Regions from separate parts of the Homo sapiens genome. Here region 2 is linked to region 1. A link is a loop called in an ENCODE intact Hi-C map of the cell type or tissue named here. Cell type or tissue: dorsolateral prefrontal cortex. All regions are shown on one strand. Each heading gives the region's core, and the rest is flanking DNA. Links, peaks and the distances in the headings are about the cores only.

The links. A loop is a pair of places that touch in the nucleus more often than their neighbours do. Peaks named below come from ENCODE experiments on the same cell type or tissue, not always from the same donor. Only the 100,000 strongest peaks of a DNase experiment are listed, where the experiment ranks them.
Region 2: it touches region 1 in a loop (3-fold over the local background); 2 of 110 quality-filtered maps call a loop at or near these places.

The regions. Positions count from the first base shown.
Region 1 is chr3:73,061,240-73,064,161 of GRCh38, reverse strand. PPP4R2 (protein phosphatase 4 regulatory subunit 2) reads right to left here. Exons shown (of 9, transcript NM_174907.4): 6 at 415-489; 7 at 16-159. EBLN2 (endogenous Bornavirus like nucleoprotein 2) reads right to left here and starts at 2,503. Exons shown (of 1, transcript NM_018029.4): 1 at 825-2,503. The coding sequence starts at 2,080. The coding sequence ends at 1,262. In dorsolateral prefrontal cortex, for the core only: no CTCF peak of the experiment used is centred there; no DNase peak of the experiment used is centred there.
Region 2 is chr3:72,891,441-72,894,362 of GRCh38, reverse strand. The region is part of intron 1 of GXYLT2 (glucoside xylosyltransferase 2); the gene reads right to left. Among named protein-coding and RNA genes, the nearest start is that of GXYLT2, 4.9 kb to the right of the region's middle. In dorsolateral prefrontal cortex, for the core only: no CTCF peak of the experiment used is centred there; a DNase peak (open chromatin) is centred at 1,802; H3K4me3 peaks cover 76 bases; H3K27ac peaks cover 1,413 bases.

The DNA.
Region 1 (2,922 bases), core at 114-2,613:
ATAAAACATACAAACCTGTGATTTTTCTCCTCATTTTGCTGCAAATTTGCCTCTTTGCTGTCTGTGCTCTCAGGCAACCCATTTGTTGTCATGGGGGCTGACAAAGAAACCTTTGGTCGATTAAGTGGCCTGGGTGTCCCAGGCCCATTTATATTAGACCTATAATAAGATAAATGAACATCATTTCCTATTTTTATAAAAAGTCATCCCTCTTAAGGTATGTTGATGTGAATACATCACAGAAGTATTTGCTGCAACTTTGTTTTCAGGCCCATGCCTTACCAAATTAACTAATTCTATGTAGTTCATCCTATGGTGTCCATAAAATGCCCAATTTTTAAAAAGTACACTAAGCCTGCTACTCAAAATCAGGACAATGCAAACTCTGTAGGTATTAAAAATCTAGAATCTCACCTCTCAGTATAGCTTGGTGAATTTCCAGGAAACATAACACCATTCATTCGATTTAAACTATTGGAATTGTTTTTCCTATAAGAAAAGAAAATACACTTGTGGATGACTTAATTTTTTTTTAGATGGAGTCTGGCTCTGTCACCCAAGGTGGAATGGAGTGCAGTGGTGCAATCTCAGCTCACTGCAACCTCCACTTCCCAGGTTCAAGCAATTCTTATGCCTCAGCCTCCCAAGTAGCTGGGATGACAGACGTGTGATGCCATGCGCAGCTATTTTTTTTATTTTTAGTAGAGACGGGGTTTTGCCATGTTGGCCAGGCTAGCCTCAAACTCATGACCTCAAGTGATCGGCCCACCTCGGCCTCCCAAAGTGCTGGGATTACAGGCGTTAAGCCACCACACCTGGACTTTTTTTTTTTTTTTTTTTTTTAAATAATGAGAATTAGTTCATGTTAGGAGTGCATGGATCTATGATTCCACCCAACACTCCCCCCTCAAGATCTTACGGGGTAGATGCCATTTGAAGCAAAGGGAGTGTGATGGTTGATCCTGGTATAACATCAGGAGCTTTAAATCCCAAAAATGTGGGGTTGCTCATCTTGGCCCAGTAGTTTGCCGCTGTTGCTAAGTTTGGGAACATTCGTGGTGACAGCTCCCCAATAATGGGGTGGCAAAGTACACCCCCAAACTCAAAATATTTCCCCAATGCCTTTTTAACCATTGTTTTTTTTCTCCTCAAAGACTGGGATCTCAGACACAATGGCCCGTAGAGCAATGGAGCCATCCATGCACTGATCTAGAAACATTCTCACAGCATTAATAGGTTGTCATCTGTGCTTTCTTGGCAACTAACTTGACTTGCGTAGCTTGTGTAGAGGGGATTCAAAGTCTCCAAATAGAAGTGTGAACATTAATTCTCCAACCCATGGTCTTGAGCTGATCCAACCTATGGCTGATTCTGCATTGCAGCTGATTAGCAGATCAGCACTCTCACCATGTGAAAGTCTTCCAATAGATGCCATCATTGCCTTGAATCGTCTCTGAACTTGGAGACTGCTGGTGCAAATCTTATCACTTGATCCAGCCGCAATGCCTATCAAAAGGTCACAGCAGTGGCGGAGAACTGATGACTTCTCAAGGGCAATAAAGTTAGGCATATCTTTGAATCTGCTAGCATAAGGAGTACCCCTTTCCTCGTTCTCATTCCCAACCACAGTATTAGACCTCTTGCTCACACCAACACTCAGTAATGCCTGGTGTAACCCATCAAATATGAAACACAAGAATACTAAACTTGGGGTCACAGGGTGGAAATGAGATTTATGTGCTGGGTCTAGCATAGACTTGGCTGCTTTTTTAATGTCCTTAATATCCCCAATGCTGGGTTGGGGTTCCAATGCATCCAGTGGATACTGTCTGTTTTTCCCAGATAGCTCAAATCTTCCTTGAAGGTCAGGGAGCCCACTCCTGTCCATTGCGTCATCTCCTGGGCTGCTGGGCTGTGAGTCCTTTCTTAGATGAGACATTGTGGAAAATTGGTTCCGACTTAATTCTTTAATTTTGTTAAGAATCATAGGTCTAAAAGATCTTTTGTAAGATCTGTCACAGACCCAAACAAAAAGACTGTGAGAATTAACATAAGCATACAATTTAAGAAAATAACCCATTATTAGTCGCTATGACTTGACTCTGCACTTCTTTACCATTTTTCCAAAATACCTCACGTTCATGAGCAAAACAAAACATATTTTGCTTCATAAAAGAAATTTTTATCATGTATACATTTTAATAGTTTTTCTGTCAAGAAATATAGTATGGGATTATTTTAGTATCTTATTTAGCAACATAACTATATTCTTGGGAACATTCTAAAAACAAATTGACTGGGCTGGGTGTGGTGGTTCACATCTGTAATCTCAGCACTTTGGAAGGCCAAGGCGGGAGGATCACTAGAGTTTAAGGCTGCAGTGAGCTATGATCACTCATCACCGCACTCCAGCCTGGGTAACAGAGTAGTCTATGAAAGCAGAGCCAGATTAACCTTAAACCAATGGTTCTCAGCAGGGGACAACCTCCCCTCCCTGCCTTTCACATCTCCAAGAGACATTTGGCAATGTCTAAAGATATTTGGAGAGGGGAACACTACTGGCATAAGTGGGTAGAGGTCAAGGACAGTGCTAAACCTCTTATAATCCCCAGGACACCCACTCACAACAGAATTATCTGGTACAAAATGTCCATAGTTCCAAGGTTGAGAAATTGTATCCAAATTTAATTCTTACTTTGCTATATCTAAATCTTGACAACTGGAAATATTTTCCATCATAAAGAGAAAAGCCATCAAGTAGTTATTCCAAACATGGGAATTATGCCCTAGAGACACCCTGGAAAGGCATCTAGAATGGCATCTCAGGGCAATGAGTGCCACCACAGTATGTAAATCCAACAATATTAAAATTACAGTAAATCACCAATCTCTTTAATCCAAATCTCTTTAATGGAAAAAACA
Region 2 (2,922 bases), core at 322-2,821, 170 kb after region 1:
CTATTCCCCTTTCTCTCCATCAATAGTCCCAAGATTTTGATTTAAAAGAACCATCTAGTTCAGCTAAGATGATTTTGGATGCAGTAACAGAACCCTCAACTCCAACACAGGGCCCAAGAAACGTTAGACCTCAGGATGCCTTGATTCTGGGACTCAGCAGTGTCCTCAAGGACCTGTATTTTCTTTTTCTACTGCCCAAACAGATGGCTTCATCCTAAAGGCGATTCCCTTATGAATATGGTGGCAGCTGGGGCTATTTATTTCCTTGGTTGTATCTAGAAGATGGAGTCTTTTGTTTAATAATGTAAAATAAGTTCTTTCCTTCTGGCTGATTGGGCCAGTTTGGGTCATATGACATACCTGTGGACCAATAGCTGTTGGCAGAGAAATGAATGTATTGACAGGCTTAGTACTGGATACAAGAAGCTCACACTATGAAAGGCATGGATCATGATGGTGGGCTTAGACACTCCCTTGGGGTGACACAGTGAGACACTATCTCAAAAAAAAAAACCCAAATAATAAAAGTAATAAAAAATAAAACCTATTTAAAAGGAAAAACATTCCTCTCTTTTAATGGTGTTACTATTAAAGACCCTCACTATTCTTCGAAAGGGTATGGGACTATTTTGAATATTATTAGATAATAAGGAACTTAATACTATAAGTAAATCTTGGAACACGGCTGGCACAGGCAGGTCCTGCACCCATTCATTAGTTCATTCAACAAGTATTTATTGAATATCTGCTATGAGATCATCTATCTCTGTTTTAGGAGTTAGTGAAACAGTGATTTAAGGAGATCACTGTTAAGTGTACATGAGGGGGCAGGAGCAAATAACATACAATATTCACACAATGAGTGCTGTGAAAAACAAAAGACTACACAGGGTAAGGAAGAAGAGAGTGATGGAGAGGAGTACTCGAGCGGCTAGCAGGACCCCTCTCAGGAGAAAACATTTGAGCATAGTCCTGAAAAAAATGGAGGAGTTAGCCGTGTTAGGATGTGCACAAACATTCCAGCACAGAGAGATGCATGCTGCTGAAGCAGGAATGGGCTTGGTGTATTTGAAGCCCAGTGTGGCTGAAGCAGAGCAAGTGAATGGAGAGTGGTAGGAGAGGAGGCCAGAAAACTAAATGGAGTTGAGATCAGGCAAGGGCTCAAAGGCCACACTGGGAAACTTAAAGTTATTCTTAGTGTGACAGGAAGTCAGTCACTGGAGGGCTTTAACCAGCAAATAGGTGGACCCCATCTGGTCTACCTATCAGATTATTGAAGCGGCCGTAAGGAAAATGGACTGTAGAGGGCGCTAGAGTGGACCCACACAAACCAGAGAGTAGGCACCTGCAGGTGTCCAGCTAGGGAATGATGGTGGTTAGGAGCTCAGTAAGTAACTATGGAGTGGAAATGGTGGAACTGGGGACATATTTTTGAGACAGAACCAATAGGGCTTACTGACTGAGTAGGTGTGGAGGGTGATCGAGGGGATTCATGGACCAATCAACAAAAATGAATTGTGGATAGAATCAAGACTCACACTACATAATATCATAGATGGTACTCAAGATCCAGACACCTTTAATGTGCTCTGGGGCTATTAGCTAATTATAGGATGGCCATAGATGAAGCATTTTGCTACAGAACACCATCTCTTTTTAGCGAGACCTTTATTCAGGTTTGAACACTCTGAGAAGACTTATCTCAGACACTAAAGGGAACTGCAGGAAATGGTGCCTCTTGATGAGACACATGCTTCCTTTCATTGGAGCAGCTGGGGAGGCTGCCAAGTGTAATGTGTTTCTGTATTGTCTCCTTTCCCTCAAATTCTGGGAGGGCAGCAACTCCATTCACCATTGTACCAGGAGTGCCTGGCAGAGTAAATGTGCAATCACGTTTGCTGAATGACTATGGAATAAAATGGCAGAGGAAAACTACAGGGCTTAGAGGTATCTTAAGTCTCCCTTAGAAGCCATATTTTAAGAGAAACAACAATATCCAGGCCAACACAGAAAAAAAGAATAAAGTTCAGGACAGGGTTGCGGTTGAGTAATCAGTAAGAGCGCTAGGATGGAGCCCATAAATGAGAAACAGTGATTTTGCAAGAGTTAGCACAAAGGGCCATGCAATAACCATTGTTGGGATTTTGCTGCTAAACTTGATGATCTCATCATAGGATCATCAAATGTCTGAGCTGGAAGATATCTTAGACAACTTTTGGATTAACTTGCTCATTTCACAGATGAAGAAAATAAGGTGAAATGGCTTTGGACTAGAACCCAATTTGCTGGACTCCACATGCCAAATTCTTTTCAATATTGCACTGATTAGCAGTTAACCTTCCTTTTCTGTATGTAGGCTCAAGGAGGAGTTTTCAGAAGCAAGCTAGAGTCTTCTAATGTCTAAAATCTGTTCCCAAGTACAATTCTCATTTTATCATTCAGTTTCATGAAAAAAAAAAATCTCTCTTGATAAACCTTTCCTCTTGTTCAGTGAAAATGAGGCAGCCCATCATGGTTCCCTTTTTGAAATGGCTGCCAGGCTTAAATTGAACACTTAATCCTACTAACAAAGGTACTGTTTATTTTTGACAAACAGTATTTATTTACCCCTCTTCTTTATGACTTTTCATTTTTTATACCATTTCAATGGACTTATTGTATATGTGTCTTTTACTATACGTTGTCTTAGACTCTTTTTGGAAGTCAGCCAGCTGTAAATCACCAATAAGCCAAAATAGAAGGAAGATTTCATTTGTTTTGTGCACTGGGACTGCTGCTTCCAGAATGGTGTCCATTTTCAAATCCCCCCTTGACAGAAAAGCTCAGACCTTACTTACCTCTTGGCTTTATATTTATAGAGAAGGAGGCCACCACAGGGCAGATTGCATACAAATGACTAGTTACAAAATTGAAGGGTCTGCC